Regions from separate parts of the Homo sapiens genome. Here region 2 is linked to region 1. The links are chromatin contacts, found by Hi-C or POLR2A ChIA-PET in ENCODE. All regions are on one chromosome and are shown on one strand. Each heading gives the region's core, a stretch centred on a gene start or an enhancer-like site at or near the end of the contact. The rest is flanking DNA. Distances are from core to core; before and after follow the strand shown.

The links. Hi-C counts contacts between places; a loop is a spot of excess contacts on that map. ChIA-PET counts read pairs that join two places held with the same protein, here RNA polymerase II (POLR2A). Pooled maps may share reads with other maps.
Region 2: a loop to region 1 is called in a map of CD4-positive, alpha-beta memory T cell, with 2.7 times the contacts of the local background. The contact joins two enhancer-like sites. A Hi-C loop is called at or near these places in 1 of 168 maps with a recorded cell type or tissue (CD4-positive, alpha-beta memory T cell), 6 of 37 single-sample maps with no recorded cell type and 12 of 50 pooled maps. POLR2A ChIA-PET finds 5 or more read pairs at or near these places in 3 of 52 experiments (CD4-positive, alpha-beta T cell, GM12878 and OCI-LY7).

The regions. Positions count from the first base shown.
Region 1 is chr10:62,430,614-62,436,771 of GRCh38, reverse strand. It overlaps a transcript of ZNF365 not described here. Among named protein-coding and RNA genes, the nearest start is that of ZNF365, 59 kb to the right of the region's middle. Within about 2 kb of position 3,456, at least 7 of the 41 ENCODE cell types and tissues checked have a DNase peak (open chromatin) inside an H3K27ac peak, as active enhancers do.
Region 2 is chr10:62,523,672-62,529,829 of GRCh38, reverse strand. No RefSeq gene overlaps it. Among named protein-coding and RNA genes, the nearest start is that of ZNF365, 150 kb to the right of the region's middle. RefSeq lists an enhancer at 2,280-2,499. Within about 2 kb of position 2,374, at least 5 of the 41 ENCODE cell types and tissues checked have a DNase peak (open chromatin) inside an H3K27ac peak, as active enhancers do.

The DNA.
Region 1 (6,158 bases), core at 2,207-4,706:
CAGGGCTAGATCTTACTAGATCCCAATTGGTTGTCCTTCCATCATTAGCTTTTTCAGTTAATTGGCTCTGCTCAACAAGAAGCAGGAACTTAGTAAGTGCAATGATGTTGGTCATGAAGGGTGCTGGCAAGATTCAAAAGGCTTCAGGAAATATTCATTTCTTAGTGAATAAAAATTTCTTGGTGAAAATCTTCCTGCCTTAATGAAATAATGAACCTAATTAACAACTAAGGTCTTGTAAAGCATCAAAATTATCCTTTTTAGCATTATATTTTTATGTGTTATTACAAATCTGGATATGTTCTATAATTTTATTGTGTAACTAAATCTCAATTGTTATTTATTTTTTTGCCAGTGGCTTTTTTTTCTCCTAAATATAAAGAATGATTCCCTGTACCCTCTTTTAACTTCCCCAAAATAATCACTTAGTTTAATTAAGGGTTCTAGTTACTTTAGTACCAGTTAACCAACTTTTTACCCTATTTAATTTATATGGCTGTTGGAACTTTCCTATTTGTCTAGAAGAAAATTCCCATGGCCTGGAAAATTGCTTGCTTGCCTGGTGGGATTGCCAGTTACACGCTAATTATAGTATCTTTTATAATACATTAGATGGTGGTGGCTCCTTTATATATATATAAGTGAAACTCACAAAGACGTTCAGACCAGTGCATCAGTAAGGCTGAATAAGAAAGAAAAGTAACAGTCTTAAAGTATTACGGTATTACAAAAAAAACCAAATACCCATGAAGTAAAAATTTTGAAGAGTCTCAGGTGTGAAATCCTACATTCCAAGCATTAAGTTAAAAGGACAAAATACCACAGAACTGTCAGAATGGGTAGCCTTCTTTTGCACCAATGCTGAAATATCATTTTTTATACAACTAGTCTTTTGCTAGATATTTCAGATAATGACATCAAATTTGAGTAGGCTGTTTATCCACTTTGCCTATGGGGAAGAGACTGGTTTTTAAAAGAAATGAGTTTGTTTTCTTGTTATGGAAGAATTTAGGCATTGCCAGAAGTCTGGATGGAAATGTAGCTGTAAATATCCATGGTAAAAATAATATGCATGGTAGCTAAAAGAATGGATGAGAATTGGGATTGATTTTTCATTTCTGATGATCAAGCCATTATAGATCTCCCTTGATTGGGAACAAGCCATTTTTCCATAGTCTTTGTCAGATGATATTAAAAGTCTATGGTATCTTGCTATTATTGGCCGAGTGTTATCCTTTAATCTCCTGAAAATGGGCTACTAACATTCTGCAGCATTTAGGGTGGAGAGCCTTGCACTATTCCAGATCTCTAACCTTTTTCATCACTTAAACCAGAGCTAGTGTTGAATACAAAAGGACTCAGATAAATATATCTCAGGCATGTGTGAGGCAAAAAATGAAACCTTCTTCTTGGGAGTATTATTCAGAAGGTTAAGTTTATCAGAAAAAAATTTACCTCCAAACGCTAGACCTGGGTGCTGGTCTTGCCATTTCCTTCGTCAGTCCTTTATCCTCCCTGGACCTCAATTATTTCACCCACCAATGCAGAGACACATGCTCATCTGTGAGTGAAGAAGATCATGTCTAAATAGTCCTTCCCAAATCTCAGCAAGTCCTATAAACTAAGATCTTTCTTAGTCTGTCATTAGCCAGTCATTCTTTAAGTTGGTTTCTCTATTTAGTTTCCAAAATACCCCTTTCCACCCTCTGAAATGGTCTTATTTATTTGTCAGATTTTATTGTCTATCTCTGCTTCTGGAATTCAAGCTCCATGCATTCAGGAACCCATCTTGTTCATTGCTGTATCCAGAGGGTCTGAAACAGTGTCTGATGCATGGGAGGATTCAAGAAGTAATGTTGAAGACATGAATAAATAAGTTTCCTCAATAAATAATACTGAATACTAAAAGAAGAAATGTATGATTGATGAGTTTTCACTCTTCTGAATGAGGTTATTCTAATGTCCCTTGTTAGCAGATGACTTTGTGAGAAGAGATTAAAACAGCTTAAGGAGGCTGCCCAGAGCTTGCACTCTGCAATGACAACACTAATTTTGTTCTGATTTCCAGTATACTTCCTTGCTTAGGGGAGAAATGTCCTATTTCACTGTCCTTCTGAGGCAGGCTTTCCTACTTCAAGTGGAGCCGGTTCCGTGCAGTCTTCCAAGTAGGTAAAGTCATTGACTGCTTTCAGTGCTTTCCCTGCTAGTCTCAGTCCCACCGACATCTAATTATATTAATATGCCAGAGAGAAAATGCAAGAAGGCTCTTCATTCTAGGATGAATGAATTGTTCAGGCCCTTCCTAAGAGGAAGTATCAATTTAGAGCAGGGACAACACACAGTCCTTGAGCACCTGAGGTTAAGTATACCCACAAACGTTTGTAAGCATTGTGATAAAGTTGCACATTAGCCCCACCAAAACCTCTCCACCCATCAGTTGATTTGTTTTTCATTTGATTGTTGTTTCTCCAATTTACAGGGAGAAAAAAAAAATAAGGTTTGCTGTGTTGAAGCACCACTGAGCAATCTTAGACCCGAAGCATATCTTACTGATTATCTAATTCAATGTTTCCCAAACTTGTCTGAACAAAAAAATCACCCAAGGTGCTGGTTAAAATATCAATTCTCAGGCCTCACCCTGCTGATTCGGATTCCGACAGGTTTGGGTGAGGCCAAGTGCATTCAGATTTTTTTAACACGTGCCCCAGGTGATCCTTATGTTCAAGCAGGTTTAGGAAACACTAACACACACATTTTCATTTACTAGCAGAAGAAACTAAGTCTGAGAAAGCCCTGAAAGTACATCTGGGTCACACAGCTCACTAAGAATCTTCAGTTCCTGGACCTGGATTCTTTCCCTTGTACCAGCCTGCCTCCACTAAATCTCCATCCCACTAAAAAACTATAAAAATACACACAAGGAAACTAAGCACCCCCAAAACGCCTTAACTTCCTCTGTATTTCCAAATGAAAATGTTAGCTGACTTATTTCAATATTTCCTTGTTGTGAAAACATTTTTTTTAACTCCAATCATAATGTGTGTTTGGCCTGGATTGGGGTCCAGGATTTAAAGGCAAGCTCTACCGATGCCATCTCAGGATGCTCTCAACCTGACTTGGAGCTCTGTGGAGTTGACCTTCTGCTTCTTAAATCCAAATCTGGATCGTCATCAAGTATCACTTGGTTTATCTGGTGAGTAAAGAATCCAGCGAGGTAGGTGTTCAGAGCCACTTTTTCATCATCAGGAACTAAAAGCAATTACTAATCTGTTTTCACTAATGCAGTCCATCTGTGCATGAGCAATTTGTGTGGTTTTCCTAAGAAGGACATCATATTCTCTGTTTTTTTAAATGCTTAATACTTGCAATCAGAGGGACAGAAATATCCAGCCAGCCCCAATTCTTATAAAACAGAGCTGAAAGCAGGTGATTCAGCTGACTTTAGATGACTCAGCCCGCCTCGATGGCCAAAGTTGGTGAGTCATTTGTCTACTGTCTGAGAGAATTCATTTCAGGAACCCAAATTTCAGGGGCCTCCAAAACTCATTAAACTGTTTAGTAACTCATTACTTCTATTGGAGTTATTGTAGCCTTTCCTTTACCTCAGTTTTTATTCCTGTTCAAACAAATCCAAATCAAACTTCATATCAAGCAGTAGGTTCTACAAGGAACAGTCCATGATCTAGGATGAATTTGAAGTTCCTTTTGGTTTGATTTCCCTGATAATCTGAGTTTTTAGGGAAAACCCAAAGTGTGGAGTGGTTTTGCTGTGGACAAATCCTTAAGTTTGTTAAATCTCATGATAAATGAAAAGTGAGAGGAGTTAATGCCTAATTTGGGTTTACTGGGAAAGATCTCCATGTACATTTTAGGGCTTTCAAGAGAATATTCTGGGGACTGAAACTTTTTCATATTATTTGAGATAAAGAAGTGGTCTTCTTCCTGATTTTCATCAATCTTACTGATATATTTGGAAATCTTTTAGGGCCTGATACTTATCCTAATTGGCTCTTGCAAAATTGCCCGTCTTCTGTCATTATAATAATGGTAATAGTTGCTATCATTTGTTGTGCATTTACATTTTACCCAACATCAGGCTAAACTGAAAATATGGAGGTATTAATATACTCACAATGGTCTTAAAAGGCAGTGGTCTTTTAAAAGATTTCAAGGTATTAATTGTTTAAGTAAGGGGCTTAGAAAAAGAACCCAGGAAATGTCAATGGTCAATCCATCTGTGCTAGGTTTGTAAATACTAAGGTACCCATTTCAGTGAAATTCTTCCTGGAAATCAGACTCCAAGACAGAAAAACAGAAGTCCCTCAAACTATAGGAGCAGCCCTGACCTGCTGTCATTCCTAAGGTTGCTTCCTGCTATGGAAGATTGAATTCAGGGTTGAATTAACAAAGTATTGGCTCAAATTACTTCTGAAGCACATGAGTAAAATGTCTGGGACCAAATGATGGAGACAATATGGGAAACAAGAAACTGCTCTCCTAAAAACTGCTCTCCTAAAATATCTTATTTGCCCCTCAGCTCCCAGCAATGCTAATCCGGACAAAGGCTGGACCCCTCACCTCCAGAGCCCATGTTCACAGGGCCACGGCTTGCAGGTTTAACCTGCATCCACTCATGAACAATACTGCTGGAAGTCTCAAGTGGCAGACAAATCACAGTAAACCAGACTAAAAAATAGCTTAAACATCTTCCAACACTTTATTTTTACAGATGTGAAAGCTGGGATCCCAAAAAGTGATTTGCCCATGCTCACAGTATGTTTTTGTGACCAACTGTAAGTTACCTCAGGTCTCTCATTCTTCTTTCAATACCAAACCCTGCCTTTGTCAGTTTTGGATCTCAATATCACTATTGGAGTTTCTATTTGCATTGGGTACTTTAAAAAAAAAAAGGCAAACAAACAAACAAACAAAAACCCAAATGCTATTTAAACCTCTCTACTTAAAATGGCAGACTGGAGAACTTATCAGATGGCTGTTTTTAGGAAAATCTTTCTTAAAATAATACCCATTCTTATCCTATTCTTATATCCAGAAGCTCATCCTCTGTCTTGCTTTGTCTTTGTCAACAAAAGATTATTTTGTTGTGCAAACCCTTTTGCCTAGAGGCTCATCATAAACATTCACTCCCAGAAATATACTGAGATCTGCATCGTGGCATTGGTTGGAACCATCAAAAATAGGGTAGACCCATCAGTAGGAGACTGGTCAAAAAAGATGCATTAGACTATGCATTAGACTATTAACAGCATTAGACTATTAACAGCATAGACTATGTTGCTGTTAAAAAAATAAGAGGAAAGATCTCTACTTATTGATATAAGCAAATGTTCAGGATATGATATGAAGCGAAACAAGAACAGGATGCATGTATGTAGGATGATTCTGTGTGAGTTTGTTAAGTGTTTATATTTATATACACATAACTTTGTTTCTGCATAGACAATTCTGGAAGGACCCTCAAGAGAAGTACTGTTTTTACTATTAGCATTATTATTTGATAAGAATTTCTTAAGTAGGAAGAAAGAGCAGGGGGGAGAAAGCCACTGTGTTTCTTTACTTCTAGGGCTGTTGGCCAAAATTAATAGATTTGACCTATTTGTAAAAAGAAGTTAGTCCTCCCAGGCAGGGCTGCTGGAACTACAACCAGGGAAATGTGATAGAGACAGATGGTGAAGCATTTGACTTTTACCAACTGCTTTGGTTTTCCCCTTTGGCTAAACACATTAAGAGCCATTTGAAAGGGAAACACTATAATTATACCATGCATGACAGATATAAACAGCCACAAAATGATAGTATTAGATTCTTAATCCTTATTACAACCTCCTTGAAGATCGGTGTGATGGCCACTCATTCAGGAATACACCTAAAGACACACCTTATTTGTCATATTACATCTTGTTTGTCAGGTACCTTATGTTTGGTGTTCAGCAGAAAGAAAAATAACGAAAGAAATTCCACCCAGCAAGCTATCCAGGTTAGCTAAGCATTTGCATAGGCTGGAAACATAGCCAATGTCTCTTTCGTCTCTTTCTCCTTCCTGTTTTGGCAGCTTGCATTTTGATGATGGCTGAGGAATGATTGTTTACAAAAGTTGTCACCAAAATACCATTTCCTGTTTTCTCCAGGGTTGGAGT
Region 2 (6,158 bases), core at 1,125-3,624, 94 kb before region 1:
ACTGTTTTCTACCCTATGCATCCCCCTTTCTTTGTCCTTTAAAGCAGAAGAGTTTCTCTTGAATCTCTTTCTGACAGCAGCCAGTGTGCACTTTCAGATGCTGGGCTGTGTCTTAGTCTATTTGTGTTGCTATAAAGGAATGTCTGAGATGGAGTGATTTATTTTTAAAAAAAGTTTATTTGGCTCATGATTCTGCTGGCTGGGAGGTTGGGCATCTGGCAAAAGTCTCAGGCTGCTTCCACTTAGAGCAGAAGGCAAAGTGAATGATGTGTGCAAAGATCACATGGCGAGAGCAGAAGCAAGAGGTAGGGATGTCAGGCTCTTTTAAACCACCAGCTCTCCTGAAAATTATTAGACTGAGAAGTCACTCACCCGTCTACACAGGGAAGACATTAATCTATTCATGAGGGATCTGCCCCCATGACTCAAATGCCTCCTATCAGGCCCTACTTCCAACACTGGAAATCAAATTTCAACATAAGGTTTGGAGGGGTCAAATATCCAAACCATAGCAGGCTGCCTTCATGTCTAGGCTAGGTAATACTGGAGGGAAAACACGGTAAATTCACAAATGATTTGACCAGACTTTGAATTCAAGTCTTATTCCTCAACCTGGATGCTACCATTTATTTTTCAGAGACTTCACATAGTAGCTGGTCCTTGCATTCAGTCCAGAATTTATAACTGCCTTCAGTAGGAGAGATGGGGTGGAGTGTGCTTACTCCATCTTCCTTGGAACCAGAACTCTTAAGTATGCTTTTAAAATTATTTTCAAAAGTGCCACTATTTTCATCTCATCTAGATTAAATTCAAGACCCAAGTGATAATTTCATTGGCCATCATTAGTTCTGTTACAGGCTATAGATGAAAACAGTCTTGGAGTCAATTCTTTTACATGTGACATTATCTTGAGTAAATTACCTATTGAGACTCTGTGTGTCAGTACTCTTACCTTCACGATAGGGACACAGGTCAGAGATAGCAATTAGTAATTAGTTAGAAATACATTGCAGTAGTCTAGGAAAGAAGTAATAGTGGCTCAGATCAGAGTAGTCATCATAGTAACACAGAGAGCCTCTTTGGCTTTTTTCATCTCACATTCATAGTCTATCCACCTTGATTTTCAAGATAAACAAGAGGATGTGGTCAAACAAAAAAGAGTCACTGTTTCAGTTCTTTTTTTTTTTTTTTCTGCCTCAAACAGAACCTTGATCTTTGTTAAAGTTCAGTATGAGGAACTGGTTTTGAATATTCGAGAGAAGAGAAAGTTTAGGAGTGAGGCTAGAGTAGGGCTGGAAACAGCATAGTTGTCTTCAAATAGCTAAAGGACTGTTTAATAGAAGAAACACTAAATGTATTATAAGCAAGCAGACACAAATAGAACTAAAGGAAAGACATTACAAGGAATCAGTTTAGCTTAATGGCAGGAAGAACTTGGTAATGGTTAAAGCTGTCTGTCTTAGTCTGTTTTCTGTTGCTTATAACAAAATACCTGAAACCGGGTAATTTATAAAGAAAAGGCATTTATTTGAACAGCAGGAAAATGGTGGATAGAAGGCAGGACTAACTTCCAGCTCCCACTCAGATGGACAGAGCAGCTTGTGGAGATGCACATTGTAAACTTTTACTCCAAGAACTACTGCAGGAACATACCCGGAAAGCCTAGAGAATCCACAGACCCTTTGAAGGAAGCAGATTGCTCCTGCAGGCCCCAGAAGATGGTTGAAAAAATGTGAGTGCCCAAAGTGTGAAAGGGGGATTGTCTGCCCTTGAACACACACCTTCACGGGGGAAACTGAAGGTCCAGATAATGGGAGAAGGATTTGATCTTACCTAGAGTTGAGACAAATTTAGAGAGCTAAGCAAAATACAAGGGTAGAAGTAGTGGGAAGAGCCCTGTGGGCTCTCTCGGTCCCCAGGGAAGCCATTTCTGACTTAGTCTCACAGAGATCCTTGGGAAGGGCTGCCAGAGGAACTGGGAAAAGACCACAGGGAGAAAGAAACTTCCAGCTGAACTTTGTAACAATTTCAACTGAACACAAATTTCCTCGATAGAAACTGGGGGAGGAGGTGAATCGGGAGTGGATACACAGCACAGAAGCCGCAGCAGGCAGGGAGGCACAAGACCTGAAAGCCCTGCTTGCTTTCTCAGCTAAAAGGCTAGTAGCCTGTGGCAAGTTCTCAGCCCTGCTCACTGGCTGCCTGGAAATAAACTCAGTGCTGTTGGTGGGGGCATGGTGGGAGTGAGACCAGCCTCTTGGGCTGCATGGGAGCTAGGTGAAGCCTGTAACTGCCAGCTTTCCCCGACTTCCCTGGTGACCTGCATGACACATCAGAGGCAGCTACAATCCCCCTGGGAACATAACTTCACTGGCCTGAGAACCACATCCCCATACCCCACAGCAGCTGCAGCAAGCCCCACCCAAGGAGAGCCTGAGCTCAGACAGGCCTAACCCTGCCCCGACCTGATGGTCTTTCTCTACCCACCCTTGTAGCCAAAGACAAAGGACATAATCTCTTCGGAGCTCTAGGGCTCCACCCACTGCCTTGATCCTCCCTATACTATGGCAACTGATGCTCCCCTGAAAGTGCCACCTCCTGGCTGGAGGCCAACAAATACAAAACTAGTGCAATAGACAAAACTACAACTAAGGACCCTCACAGAATCCATTTCACTCCCCTGCCAACTCCACCAAAACAGGTGCTGGTATCCAAGACTGAGACACCTGAAGATGGTAGACATGAAAATGGTTCACATCACAGGACTTTGGTCAGACACTCCCCAGTACCAGCCCAGAACCCAGTAGCTCCACTGAGTGGCTACATCCAGAAGAGAAATAACTGCAGTTTGGCTCTCAGGAAGCCACATCCTTAGGGGAAGGGGAGAGCACTACATCAAGGGAGCACCCCTTGGGACAAAGAATCTGAACAGCAGCTCTTGAGTCCCAGATCTTCCCTCTGACATAGTCTGTCCAAATGAGAAGGAATCAGAAAAACAGTTTTGGTAAAATGACAAAACATGTTTCTTTAACACCTCCAAAAGATCACACTAGCTCACCAGCAATGGATCCAAACCAAGAAGAAGTCTCTGAATTGCCAGAAAAAAAATTCAGAAGGTCGATTATTAAGCAAATTAAGGAGACACCAGAGAAAGATGAAGTCCAACTTAATGAAACCAAAACAATGATACAGGAAATGAAGGTGATATGGTTTGGCTGTGTCCCCACCCAAATCTCATCTTGAATTGTAGCTCCCATAATCCCTATGTGTCATGGGAGGGACACAGTGGGAGGTAATTGAATCATGGGAGCAGAGTTTTTCCCATGCTGTTCTCATGATAGTGAATAAGTCTCATGAGATCTGATGGTCTTATTAAGGGCAATTCCCCTGCACATGCTTTCTTGCAGCCATGTAAGATGTGCCTTTGCTCTTCCTTTGCCTTCTGCCATGATTGTGAGGCCTCCCCAGCCATGTGGAACTGTGAGTCCATAAAACCTCTTTTTCTTTATAAATTACCAAGTCTTGGGTATTTCTTCGTAGCAGTATGAAAATGGACTAATACAGAAGGGAAAAATCTTCGGTGAAATAGCATAAATAGAAAACAATCACAATTTTTGGAAATGAAGGACATACTTAGAGAAATGCAAAATACACTGGGAAGTCTCAGCAACAGAATCGAACAAGCAGAAGAAAGAACTTCAGAGCTCAAAAACAGGTTTTCAAATTAACCCAATCCAACAAAGACAAAGAAAATAGAATTTTTTAAAAAATGAACAAAGCCTCCAAGAAGTTTGGGACTATGTAACTAAACCTAAAAATAATTTGTGTTCCTTAGAAAGAAGAAATCTAACAAGTTTGGAAAACATATTTGAGGGAAAAATCAAGGCAAACTTTCCTAGCCTTGCCAGAGACCTAGACATCCAAATACAAGAAGCTCAAAAAAACACCTGGGAAATTTATCACAAAAAGATCATTGCCTAGGCACATAGTCATCAGGTTATCTGAAGTCAAGATGAAGGAAATAAATCTTAAGAGCTGTGAGGCAAAAACACCAGGTAACCTATAAAGGAAAACATATGAGATTAACAGCAGATTTCTCAGCAGAAACCCTACAAGCTAGAAGGGATTGGGGCCCTATCTCTAGCCTCCTTAAACAAAACAATTATCAGCTAAGAATTTTGTAACCAGTGAAACTAAGCTTCATAAATGAAGAAAAGATACAGGTTTTTTTTTAGACAAACAAATACTAAGAGAATTCACCACTATAAAGCCTGCACTACAAGAACTGCTAAAAGGAGCTCTAAATCTTGAAACAAATCCTCAAACTACACCAAAATATAACCTCCTTAAAGCATAAATCTCACAGCACCTATAAAGCAAAAACATAATAAATAAATTTTAGAAAACAAGGTATTGAGGCAACAAATAGCACAATGGATAGAATAGTATCTCACATCTCAATATTAACATTGAATGTAAATGGCCTAAATGCTCTACTTAAAAGATACAGAATGGCAGAATGGATAAGAATACACCAACTAAGTATCTGCTGTCTTCAAGAGACTCAAATAACACACAAGGACTCACATAAACTTAAGGTAAAGGGGTAGAACAAGATATTCCATGCAAATGGGCACCAAAAACAAGCAGGGGTAGCTATTCTTTTGTCAGACAAAACAAACTGTAAAGCAACAGCAGTTAAAAAAGACAAAAAGGAGCTGGACACAGTGGCTCATGCCTGTAATCCTAGCACGTTGGGAGGCTGAGGCAGGAGGATCACCTGAGGTCAGGAGTTCAAGACCAGCCTGGCCAACATGGTGAAACCCTGTCTCTGCAAAAATACAAAAATTAGCTGGTATGGTGGCATGCACCTGTAATACCAGCCACTCCGGAGGCTGAGGCAGAAGAAGCACTTGAACCCAGGAGGCAGAGTTTGCAGTGAGCCGAGATCATGCCATTGCACTCCAGCCTGGGTGACAGAGCAAGACTCTATCTCAAAACAAACAAACAAACAAACAAACAAAAAACAGACAAAAAGGGACATTATATAATGATAAAACGATTTGCCCAACAGGAAAATTTCACAGTCCTAAATATATATGTACCTAACACTGGAGCTCCCAGATTTATAAAATAATTACTACTAGACCTAAGAAATGACATAGACACAACACAATAACAGTGGGGGACTTCGATACTCCACTGACATCACTAGATAGGTCATCAAGATGGAGAGTCAACAAAGAAACGATGGGCATAAACTATACCCTAGAACAAATGGACTTAGCAGATATTTACAGAACATTCTAACCAACAACTGCAGAATATACATTCTATTCATCAGCACATGGAACATTCTCCAAGGTAGACCATATGATAGGCCACAAAACAAGTCTCAATAAATTTAAGAAAATCAAAATTATATCAAGTACTGTCTCAGATGACAGTAGAATAAAACTGGAAATCAACTCCAAAAGGAACCCTCAAAACCATGAAAATACGTGGAAATTAAATAACATGCTCCTGAATTACTGTTAACAATGAAGTCAAGAAGAACATTAAAAACTTTTTTTTAACTGAATGATAATAGTGACACAACCTATCAAAACCACTCAGATACAGCAAAGGTGGTGCTAAGAGGAAAGTTCATAGTCTTGAATGCCTACATTGAAAAGTCTGAAACAGCACAATTAGACAATCTAAGGATACACTTCAAGGAACTAGAGAAACAAGAATAAACCAAACCCAAACCCAGTGGAACAAAAGAAATAACCAAGATCTTTGCAAAACTAAACGAAATTGAATCAAACAAACAAACAAAAAAAGATAAATGAAACAAAAAGCTGGTTCTTTGGCTGGGAGCAGTGGCTCATGCCTGTAATCCTAGTACTTTGAGAGGCCAAGGTGGGTGGATCACTTGAGGTCAGGAGTTCGAAACCAGCCTGGCGAACATGGTGAAACCCTGTCTCTACTAAAAATAAAAATTAAAAAATAGCCAGGCGTGGTGGTGGGCATCTGTAATCTCAGCTACTTGAGAGGGTGAGGCAGGAGAATCACTGGAACTCAGGAGGTGGTGGTTGCAGTGAGCCAAGATCGTGCCACTGCACCCCAGCCTGGGCAACAGAGTGAGACTCCATCGCAAAAAAAAAAGAAAGAAA